4 separate regions of the Homo sapiens genome follow, and all the other regions are linked to region 1. Evidence: chromatin contacts called from ENCODE Hi-C data. All regions are on one chromosome and are shown on one strand. Each heading gives the region's core, a stretch centred on a gene start or an enhancer-like site at or near the end of the contact. The rest is flanking DNA. Distances are from core to core; before and after follow the strand shown.

Region 1 (2,725 bases), core at 121-2,620:
CCTCCAGCTTGGGCAACAAACCAAGACTGTGTGTCAAAAAAACAGAAAAAAAATCGTTTGTGTCACCTGATCTGAAGAAGGGAGGGAGTCTGGTGAGAGGGAAAGAGGGAGCAAGGCTGCAGGTCAGGAGTCACCAGGGACAGGTTATCTAAGCTCTCAGTCCAGTGCCATTGTCCATATATCTCCCACCTACCGCTAGCCTCAGGAAAATGGCTCCTCACTTTACCCAAAGTAGATATGGGGTCTTCCTGCAAGAGGAATACACCCATACCATTTCCCTCCCTTCAAACGACCATACTGACCCATGGTATGGTTAGTATTTGGGTTGCAGGTTTATCACATAGCGAGGTACTCCTCTCTTTGTGATGGCTCTAACCTTGATAACTACCTGTTTTCCTCGGCTGCTTCCGGGACCCATCTTTCTGAGCCTTTCTTTCTTTTTCATCGTCGAAGTCAAAGACCAGTGTGACAGTACAAGGTTATATTATAATTGATGCCCAGGAAAACAGACTGCCGTATTCTGATCTATTAAAATTCCTGATTTAGGAATACCGTCTAGGATTTAAGAGAAACATCTAATGAATGTTAATAATGACGATGAGTGGTTTTCTAGGAACCCATAAAGTAAAAGGCTTTAAAAGGGTGGCAAGATTGTCACTGTGCAACTCAGCAACGATTTGTGAGGCTCAACGAAATTCCTACCCAAATTATTTGCAATTATTAAACAGAAAGAATGAAAAATGACCTTGAATTACAGGGCGAAAGATGGGACTGTTAAGACTGTCTTCGTAACTAAGCACTGTAAAGACTGAGACAGCTGCAAGGGAAAGTTTTCCTCGAGCTCTTCCAGTGAATTTTGGGAAAAGGGATTGAATGTCTGAGGTCTCTTCCAGCTCTGAAACCGCAGCGTTTCGTACAGTGTTCATTTTTTTTTAATGGGAGGGGTCTCGGGGTCTTGCTCTGTCGCCCGGTCTGGAGGCTTGAGTACAGTGGCGCGACACGATTACGGCTCACGGCTGCCTCGAACTCCTGGGCTCAAGCGATGCTCCCGCCTCAGCCTCCAGAGTTGCTGGGACTCAGTGTCTGTTCTTAACTCCCTTCGTAGAATCCACTTTCCTCCAGGGCAAAGTTACTCACTTAAGGACCTTACGGCTCGGCTCGGGGATTTCCTGGGTCACCACGCAGGCGACTTCAGGGCCCAACCGTGTCTCCTCCCCCACCCACAATGCACCTCGCGGTTCCCTCTAGGTGGCAGTTCTGTCACGTGTCACCCGACGGAGCGCGCTCCCGTTTGGCGCACGCGCAGAGTGCAGCCCCCAGCTATTTTTCTCCGTGGCGGCGGCGACGAGCGGAAGTTCTTGGGAGCGCCAGTTCCGTCTGTGTGTTCGAGTGGACAAAATGGCGAAGATCGCCAAGACTCACGAAGGTAAGCGGTCTTTCCCTGCTTACGTGTTTTCTTCGTTGCTAGCCTAATAAAAGCCTTTTTTCCTAGGATTCTGCCTTTTTCTATGGTTTCTTTCGTAGGAGCTGAGCCCGCGTTTCGGGGCCAAGGGTCGTCTCCTCCGCGCCAGCGGCGCAGGCCACTGCCCCGCGTAATGGCGTCCTCCTCTTACACCCCCGACAGGCGCTTTGTTCAGTGTTTGGGACCTGCTACTTCAGAGTAGCTTCTCTTCTCTGACCAGAGGGCCTCGTTTAAGCGGCTTCCTCAGTAGGATTCGTGGGCAAGGGATCGGGGAAGCGGGCGTGGGGAGAAGGTCTCACTCGCCTCTCGACACTGTCGTCCCCATAGTTTGTGCAGAAGAGGGTCAGAAAAGCACTGAAATACGGCAGCCGCTTTTCCGGCAGACTGAATCGAATTTGGTTAAACCGAGATTCCGTTACTCCTACCCTTGTGTGTCTTCAAGCGTCAGTTACTTGTTTATTTTTCTTGCACGAAACGATTTGGGGATAAAATCTGGTAGTTGTTTTCCCTCCCTTAGTCACTTTTAGTATAATATTGATCTTTTTCTTTGGAGACTGGTTATTGGAGGAGCAGATGGAAGAGGAAAACATAAATTACTTTCATTAATGGCCGAAGCTTTCAAGCTAGTTGATCGTTTTATGGAATACAGAGTGTGCAAATTAGGAAAACGTTGGGAATAGACTGGAGTTCATTAGGAAGTATCCAGAGATGACAGAAAATGGGATCACTTTTCAGAAAAGACGAGGCATGAGAAGTTGGAACTGCATTCTTTGATTTCTGACTTGGAATCCGAGATTTTCACTGAGAACGAGACTTCTAAGTCACTTTTGTTTCATATGTTCTTTCTGGGTATTTGGCTCGGTATTAGTCTGTGAGAGGTAAGAGACTGAGGCCATCCAAAATTTTACAGTCTGATAGGAGAAACAGATGTGTATGTTCTCATTCTCTCATGAGGCCAGATGCATGCTTAAGTAGAAGAAAAAGCAGCATGTTCTGGGAACCTGGGTAACGGAATGATTATGTTTAGGGTTGTTTCACTGAGGAGGTTACATGACCGTGTTTTAAAAGGATCAGTCAGTTTTAAATCGGGAAGGACATCTGAGCCTGAGAACATCTTGTAACAAGGTATTGAATCGTGAAAGGTGTGTTTGAGTAGTAGTCCACTGTAGCAGGAACAGAGGGTGCAAGTAGAGAAGAAATAAATGAATCTGGAAAGGTTGGATTAGGACCAGAATGTGAATGGCTTTGAATAGTTGGGTCACC
Region 2 (2,725 bases), core at 155-2,654, 7.7 Mb after region 1:
CGTGCCCAGCCAACTTGTCTCTCTTAACATGGTGACACTCACTCCTTCCTCAGCTCACATGGTTCTCTCTCAGCTGACTTCTAATCATCCTTCCAGATTTAGTTCAGTATCAACTCTTCAAGCCTTTCTTCCCTGCTGCAGCCTCCTTTCCTTCACCTGCCAACAGATTAGGTATTCCTTCCCCTGCAGTCCCCCTTTACCTCATTTCTAATTAACCTCATCACAAGTTACTCTATTAATATGTGTTTCTGTCTGTTGCTCCTGACTCAGAGTTCTTTGAGGACAGGGGTTTTATATCAATCACACATCGCTAGCATAGCCCCTGGAATATAGCACTCTATACCATATGTGTACCAAATGGAAGGGTTTATATCGGGCTTACAAATCACAGCAAAGAATGTCTGGGAATATCAGGATAGTCAGTCTTCCATATTTGCTGGGAGGGAAAAGGAACACTTCTGAAGAAGTGCTGATGACCCGGAAAGTCAGTTAAGGACAACAGGTGTGCCTAAAAAAGAAGTAAAGATCAGAGAACTCACAGACTTCCATTAGAGAGAACACAAAGAAATCATTTATTTAAAGATCAGACTAAATCCAAAACAATTAGGTTCACAAAGCCAACAGAAATGCAAGATACAGACATACACAGCCAACATTCTCTTAAGTCAATTTCAAAATGTTGAAAGCTATTTCGGCAATAAAAATCACAAACTTTCTGCACTGCCAAGGTGAGGGAAATTACATTTCAAAGGCGATTCCAAAAAAACCTAATCAAGACTTTCCTCAGGATCAATTTTTGGTATTCACATTTCCTTAGCATGTAATACAGGTGCCTGTCTTCGGCGTACGGATAAACCCAGAAGGCCAAGAGCAAAAATCGTGATTAACTTTAAAGAGTTTAACTTGCACCCCTTGTATGATGCCACAGGATACAATACTATAAACCGCCACTCACACAAGATGAGTTACAGTTGCCATGGGTTAAATCTGCTGCCTGGAAAACAAATTTTAAGTCCTCCACCCAGAAGGGTCTGGGGAATGGGACGCAACAAAGACCAAGCCAGAACACCCCGGAGCCCAGACCTGCTCAGAAAACGCGTTCCACGTGTGCGCGCCCGCAAGCCCGGCTTCGCTTCCCGCCCCGCGGGGAGCGCCCTTAGCTGCCCTATAGCGTTCGCGCCCGGACCAGGACGAGTAGAGGGGACGGGGCCCTCGAGCCATCGAGGATATAATAAATACCCGTTAGTCACACCACACTACCTTCCTGCTAGCGCGAGGCAGGCAATTACCATCCACTAGCCGCAAGCAGCCAGCGTCTCACCCGATGCGCAGGCCCAACCCCGCACCCGCACCCGCACCCAGCACGCACGCGCGCGGCAGAGCGGGTGCAGAGAGCGCGGCACTGAGTCCCGCCTCGCCCGGGGGCAACGTGAGATTGGCGCTGCTCGCAGCCAATCCGCTGGCAGCGAGTCTGTCCGGGAAAGCTTCCGCAAGCTGCGCAGCGCCGGGCCTGAGGGCGTGTATCCGCGGCCGTAGCAGCCGGGCTGGTCCTGCTGCGAGCCGGCGGCCCGGAGTGGGGCGGCGGGTAAGTGGGCACGAACGCGGTGGACGCTGTACAGTCGCCTTCGTCGGTAGGGAACTGCTGGCGGCCTAGGGGTCGTCCTGAGAGGGAAAAGCGGGCTCCGGCTGCATCTGCGGCGCCCTGCGTGGCCGTAAGAGCCAAGTGGCCTCAGAGGCTCGCCCCCTACGCAAATCCTCGTTGTCTTGCCAGGGTCCTGACGTGACGTGCGGCCGCGAGAAGGAAGGGGCGGGTTGGGGGAGGCGCTGAGGTGGTAGCAGCGGCGGCTTTTGCTGAGTTTTCTCTGGCCCAGAGCGCTCGGGCTGTCGGTCTAGCAGGGGGGACTCCCCTGAGGGGCCGCTGCGGGTCGCCGTCTTCGGAGGCACCGGCGAGGGCAGAGCCAACAGCCTCTTCACGGTCTGTAAGGTCATTGTTTGCCAGTCGTGGGCAGCGCGGCAAACCTGCTGGGAAAAGGTTTTCTGGTTGGAATAGGATGAGTACCGCACCAGCTTTGCCTTCCAGCTGAGATGTAAATTTCAGGCCTCCATCCTGTGGAACGTGGGAAAACTATCTTGAGTGTTGGCATGTTCTAAGTATGACATAATAGTTTAATGTATGATAAATCATGGGTGTTTAGACGAAAGATTTACACATATAAATTGGAGGCTTTAGCGGTCTTAGTGTAACTAACTTTTCGTCCCCTTAACCCTTGATGCCTGTTCTATGGGTCTCTAGAGCGGAAGGAGCATTATACTCCGGAAACATTTGCTGGAAGGGGTTATGAGAAATTCCTCTCTGTATGCTAACTCCGTAATACAAGCGTTTGTGTATTTTAAAATCACAGCTGTTCCAAATATAATCTAGCCTCGTTTTCCCCCTCCGTCGGATGATAGGTGTTCTTCAGGACAGTTTTATTTTAAGCAATTCTTAGTCTCAAGTAAACACCATCATTAAAAGAACTGAGAACTATTATCAATTCTTCCTTTGGAGTCCATCTTCAATGGAAAGGAGAAGGGAAAACCTTTTTTAAAAAGAAGAAAGAAAACTGAAGTTTTTGATTTGACTAGAGAAATATTCAGAAGACTCCTTATTTTCACCTAGTTTAATCACAAAATTGAGAAACAAACATTATCCCTTGACCATGTAAATTTTACACCACATTATGTC
Region 3 (2,725 bases), core at 121-2,620, 6.4 Mb after region 1:
CTAAGATCTAAAAGATGAGTTAGCCAGCGAAGAGTTGGGTGAAGCAGATGTTGGCTCAAGGGGTTTTCCAAACTCAGGGTGAGAAGTCCCTGAGTTTGGAGAGTGTGGTTTATTTGAAGAACTAAATGCTGAAGTAAGCAAAGCAGAGTGGCACATTATGGGGTTGGACAAAGAGATCGGGCAACCAGGGCTTTATAGTATGTATTAAGAAACTGAATTTTATAAGAGCAAAGAAAAGCCATGGAAGGATTTTCAGGTTGGCAAATGACATGATCTGCTTTTCAATTAAAAAAAAAAACACTCAAACTCTTGTATGGAGAATGGATTAAAAGGTAGATAAGGGCTGAAGTGAGGCAGCCATTCGGGAATCTACTGCAGAAGGAGGCAGCAGAAGAGATGGAGCAGAGTAAATGAGACTTGGGAAATATTTAGGAGGAAGAATCAATTAAGATTTGAGGATCAGGTGTTGCGAGGTGAGGGAGAAGGCAATGTCAACTATGAATCCTAGGTATCTGTCATGTGCCATTTCTAGAAAAAGAGCAGGTTTGAGGAGAAAGATGTTTGGTTCTGAACATAGTTTGTAGAGCTCACTGCACATACAAGTGGAGAGGCAAGTGGGAGTTGTAGGTGTGAAGCCCAGAGGAGAGGTGTGGACGGGATAAGCATTTAAGACTCCTCCATCTAGAAGGAAACTGAAGCTGTGGGTGAGGTCATCACAGCACAGCGTTTAGGAGAAGCCCAGGTAAAGAAGCTGACGAATGTCTGGACCCTGACAACCTTAACATATAATGGTTTGATAGTGGAGGTGGAGGCAATGTAGAAAGAATGCCAGAGGCAGGAAAAAGCAAGAAGGATGTGTTATCATCATGACCAAGGAAGAAACGTGTTTCAAGAACAAAGGCGTCAACTCTGCCCCATGCTTCCGAGCTGTCAAGTAAAGTGAGAAAAACAGAAAAGCGTTCCCTGGGTTTAGCAACACGGAGGTCAGTTGCTAAAGGGAGCTTCTAGAATGACGACGTCGCCAAATCTGTCCTCTGCCTGGATTCTCGGCGATGAAACTACTACAGAGACCTCCAAGTTTGGGCTTCTGCAAACACAGCACGTCCTTCTGATCGTTCTCTAAGATATGTAAACAGAACGCCAGTTCCCAGCGTGGCAACACGGGACTGGGCTGCAGCTCACCCAGCCGGCGGCCCCCGCCGGAAGCCGGCGGAAATACCCCAGCGCGTGGGCGGAGCAGCGGCCCGCAGAGGGAGGCGGTGGCGCCCACGGAACAGCCGCGTCTAATTGGCTGAGCGCGGAGCCGCCCGGTGATTGGTGGGGGCGGAAGGGGGCCGGGCGCCAGCGCTGCCTTTTCTCCTGCCGGGTAGTTTCGCTTTCCTGCGCAGAGTCTGCGGAGGGGCTCGGCTGCACCGGGGGGATCGCGCCTGGCAGACCCCAGACCGAGCAGAGGCGACCCAGCGCGCTCGGGAGAGGCTGCACCGCCGCGCCCCCGCCTAGCCCTTCCGGATCCTGCGCGCAGAGTGAGTGGCCGTGAGGTTCCGGGTGCCGGGGGTGGGACGCGCAGGGACAGAGTCCTCGGGCCGTGCAGTTGGACGCCGGGCGAGGACGGGCCGTCTGTGCTGACCCGCGAATAGTGATCCCAGAGGAAGAACGCGTCCTGAGTATTCCAAGTGCGAGCAGTGCCACCTGTTCTCGGAGATGGCACTGCTCAGCACGATTGTCCTTGCCAGTCGTGCTCTGGCAGTGAAGAGGACTTGTGAAATATAATTTTCCTCTAGAAGGCACTGCACCTTCCCATTTACCGTCACTTTCTCCCGTTTCCACCCCTTTCCATCAGTCACGTTTTCTTCTTTTCGCAGAAAGTTTCATTTGCTGTATGCCATCCTCGAGAGCTGTCTAGGTTAACGTTCGCACTCTGTGTATATAACCTCGACAGTCTTGGCACCTAACGTGCTGTGCGTAGCTGCTCCTTTGGTTGAATCCCCAGGCCCTTGTTGGGGCACAAGGTGGCAGGTCAGTAAATGTTCATGGAATCAGATGAATGAGTACATGACTTCGGAATCTTAATTATGTTTCTATGTTCAAAGATGGAAGGGCTTAATGTCTTCCTAGAGTTTAAAAGTGATGTTTAGTTTTTGCAGACCCCCCACCCCAAAATAATATAGTCTTAAAAAAATTTCTGGCCGGTACTGAAGAGTTCTGTGGTAGGTATGCAGAGGTGTGGTTGATTGTGCTTTGAATGTTGTTTGTATAGATAAGGAGTTATTTTCATAGAACAGAAACAGGACTTGAGCCTCCAGCACAGTCCATTGTGCAACCATTGCTTAATGAGGATGCTGGACTCACACTTGTGAGATCATAATATGGTTTGCTTTTTACTTTCTAATTCCGTCTGAAATATACATAATTTCAATTCAACAAACTGTTTCGAGCACATAGTATATGCAGGGCACTGTCCAAGGTCCATAAGATGTTAAAAAGCAAAATACCCCACTACTCTACCCCCTCCCCACCCACCTTCCCCCGCCGGGGACTCTGGAGGCATCACAGAGCTTTACAAGGAAAACTGGAACCGATGCTCTAATAGAGGTACAGAATTCAGTGAGACGCAAGTCAAAGAAAGCTTAATTGTGAGTAAGTCTCAGACAACTTTATGAAAGAAGGGGCTTTTGTACATAGCTTTGAATGCTATAGGATTTAGAGACGCAAAAATTTGTGGAGA
Region 4 (2,725 bases), core at 124-2,623, 5.6 Mb before region 1:
AAATGGACTGTCCTCTGGTTAAAAACAAAAAGGCAATTTCAGCAGTCACTCCAATATATCTTCATCAGTGGTAGTTGGGCAATTAAATAAATCTGTGAAAGAGAAAAACATCCACAGGTTAGAAAAAGAGGCCATACTAAAAAATCTAGACTTATCAAAAACTAAAGATGTATCTTCTTCACTTCCCACAAACAACCCGCTATACTTTCACATGGACTGATTAGATTTCATAGAAACTTGTGTTTCAGGAAAACATCACAGCTAACACAGTATGTCCACCATAGAATCCTCTAGGGCAGACAGACTCCTAGAGATGGGTACATGTTCATAACCAAGAATGCGTCCAGTGAGAATAAGGAGCAAGACTCCCTTCCCACTCATACCTTTTGTACAGATACAAGGAAAAGGCCCACATCTCAGACATTTCAAATACATCAAAGCTCTTAGAATGTTCTTGTTCTGGTCTCCTCTTCAAAGTTGTTGGGGCCAGGCGCGGTGGCTCACGCCTGTAATCCCAGCACTTTGGGAGGCCCAAGTGCGTGAATCACCTGAGGTCAGGAGTTCGAGACCAGCCTGGCCAACACAGTGAACCCCTGTCTCTACTAAAGAAATACAAAAAATTAGCCGGGCGTGGTGGCGGGCACCTGTAATCCCAGCTACTCAGGAGGCTGAGGCAGGAGAATTGCTTGAACCCGGGAGGCAGAGGCTGCAGTGAGCCCAGATCACGCCACTGCACTCCAGTCTGGGCGACAGAGCAAGACTCCGTCTGGGGTGGGGTGGGGGTGGAGTAGTTGGGACTGTTTGCTGTGTTGCAGGGCAGGGCGTGGGGGCGGGGGAGGAATTCCCAGTTCGTTTGTTCTAACAATCCTCGGAGAGTGGAAGTCCACCCGCCCACCTGGCCTCTCCACCTTTCCATCCAAGAGAAGTGGGCACGCACACACCGGCGAGGAACTTCCCAAAGAAGCATCCAAGTGTTTGGGGGAATCTTTTAATTTCCTCCTCACATCCCAAGACAACCCAAACAGAGGCAAACTTAAGGTGTGCCGAGCTGCCAAGAGAAGCTCTAGAACTGAGGAATGCGGACTCGGCGTCTCCCGACCGCGATCCCAGCCTGCACTACAGTATCGGAACACTCCCTGACAGCCTAGCCCACTCAAAGCCGCCCCTCACTCTGCAGCCCCTCCACCACCAAGCACCGGGGCCCTCCCATTTCTTGCCATGCCGCCCCCTCTTCCCAACGGCCCGCTCCCCATCACCGGGCTCACATTGTGTGCCGCGCGGCAGCCGCCGCCCGGCAGCCGTCTAACTGCTTCCCTCGACCCCTTCCCAAGGCGAAGCCCCGTGTCACCCCGCAGCCAGGCAGACGAGCGGGCGGGACATGGGGGCGGGGCGAGAGGCCGGGAGGAGCAGGGGGCGGGGCTGCCCCCTGGGCTAATCATTTCGGCCGCTGAGGATTTACCCAGCCGTTGGGCGGCAGCTGTTCAATGGTCGCGTAGGCTGGGGATGGGCGGGGTGACCTGAAGCCCCGCCCCAGCATACCTGCGCAGCCGCAGTCGACAGGCTCTGGCTGCCCATCCCTTGGCGGGCGCCGGCCGCGGCACTGAAACGAGCCTTCCCTCAGCTGGACATGGAGGAGGGCTGACGTGCTGACGTCTACGCCCGCCCCGCTTTTCGCTGATGGCGTCATTTCCGTGAGTCATCTGAGGGCGTGAGACCCTACGGTGTTAAAGGGGATTTTGTTTCACTTATTTGTAGAACCGGGATTGGTTCTGGGAATTTAGAGTAATGTAAAAAGACAAAACACACACAGACACCCCCCAAAAACTCCTCTTTTCCTTTTGTGCCTGCTTTCGTCGTCACCGAGTGTCATATCCAAAGGGCTTATTTTACCACCACTAAAGACTTCGAAAGGGTTTTTCTTTTTCAGAAAAGAAGCAAAAGGCTTTACTAACTATAGACAACTTTCAGAGAGATTTGGTTTTTGTATAAGGAAAGAAAAACGCGTAAGATAACTCACCTTTGTTAAACATTTCCACAACTTTTTATTGTGAAAGATTTCAAGTATATTCTAAAGTAAACTAGTATAACGAAACCCTGTATACCGTCACCCAACTTCAAAAATGATCAACTAATGTCCCATCTTGTTTCATTTGTAACAAGGATCCACAAATTGCCTGTGAAGAGCCAGAGACGAGGCGCAGTGGCTATCGCCTGTAATTCCAGAATTTTGGGAGGTCTAGGCGGGCGAATCCCTTGAACCCAGGAGATCAGCCTGGGCAACAGAATGAGACCCTGTCTCTGCAAAAGAAATTTTAATTAGCTTGGCGTGGTGGTGCACGCCTGTAGTTCCAGCTACTTAGAAGCTAAGGTGGGAGAATCGCTTGAACCTGGGAGTGAAGGTTGCAGTGAGCTCCGATGGCGCCACTGTACTCCAGCCTGGGCGACAGAGCGAGACACTGTCTCAAAAAATAAAAATAAAATAAAAAGAGCCAGACAATAAATGTTATAGGCTTTGCAGTCCATTCTGGTTGCAACTTGCTTAACGAAAATCAAAAGAACAATATTTTGAGATGTGAAAATTAGACGAAATTCAAATTCAAGTTTCAGTGTCCTAAAATTTTAGTGGAACACAACCATGCCCATTCCTTTAGTATTGCCTATAGCTGCTTTCACTCTACCATGGCAGAATTGAGAGTAGTTGCTTGCAAATTACACCTTCAATTTT

The links. Hi-C counts contacts between places; a loop is a spot of excess contacts on that map. Pooled maps may share reads with other maps.
Region 2: a loop to region 1 is called in a pooled map, with 10 times the contacts of the local background. The contact joins the promoter of PMS1 here to the promoter of SF3B1 in region 1. A Hi-C loop is called at or near these places in 5 of 50 pooled maps.
Region 3: a pooled map shows a loop between it and region 1 (4-fold over the local background). The contact joins the promoter of STAT1 here to the promoter of SF3B1 in region 1. A Hi-C loop is called at or near these places in 2 of 50 pooled maps.
Region 4: a pooled map shows a loop between it and region 1 (13-fold over the local background). The contact joins the promoter of NBEAL1 here to the promoter of SF3B1 in region 1. A Hi-C loop is called at or near these places in 5 of 50 pooled maps.

The regions. Positions count from the first base shown.
Region 1 is chr2:197,433,673-197,436,397 of GRCh38, reverse strand. SF3B1 (splicing factor 3b subunit 1) reads left to right here and starts at 1,370. Exons shown (of 25, transcript NM_012433.4): 1 at 1,370-1,426. The coding sequence starts at 1,399. RefSeq lists enhancers at 922-971, 992-1,301, 543-1,742, 1,487-2,033.
Region 2 is chr2:189,783,129-189,785,853 of GRCh38, reverse strand. PMS1 (PMS1 homolog 1, mismatch repair system component) reads right to left here and starts at 1,404. Exons shown (of 13, transcript NM_000534.5): 1 at 1,261-1,404. It overlaps ORMDL1 (ORMDL sphingolipid biosynthesis regulator 1), which reads left to right and starts at 1,515. Exons shown (of 5, transcript NM_016467.5): 1 at 1,515-1,585. RefSeq lists enhancers at 987-1,036, 1,587-1,816, 1,827-1,886, 1,977-2,056, 1,342-2,228 and a silencer at 1,397-1,446.
Region 3 is chr2:191,012,816-191,015,540 of GRCh38, reverse strand. STAT1 (signal transducer and activator of transcription 1) reads left to right here and starts at 1,370. Exons shown (of 25, transcript NM_007315.4): 1 at 1,370-1,523; 2 at 1,863-2,016. RefSeq lists enhancers at 778-857, 888-1,087, 1,698-2,017 and silencers at 1,138-1,377, 1,408-1,607.
Region 4 is chr2:203,013,523-203,016,247 of GRCh38, reverse strand. NBEAL1 (neurobeachin like 1) reads right to left here and starts at 1,373. Exons shown (of 56, transcript NM_001378026.1): 1 at 1,266-1,373; 2 at 1-92. RefSeq lists a silencer at 1,272-1,501 and an enhancer at 1,140-1,693.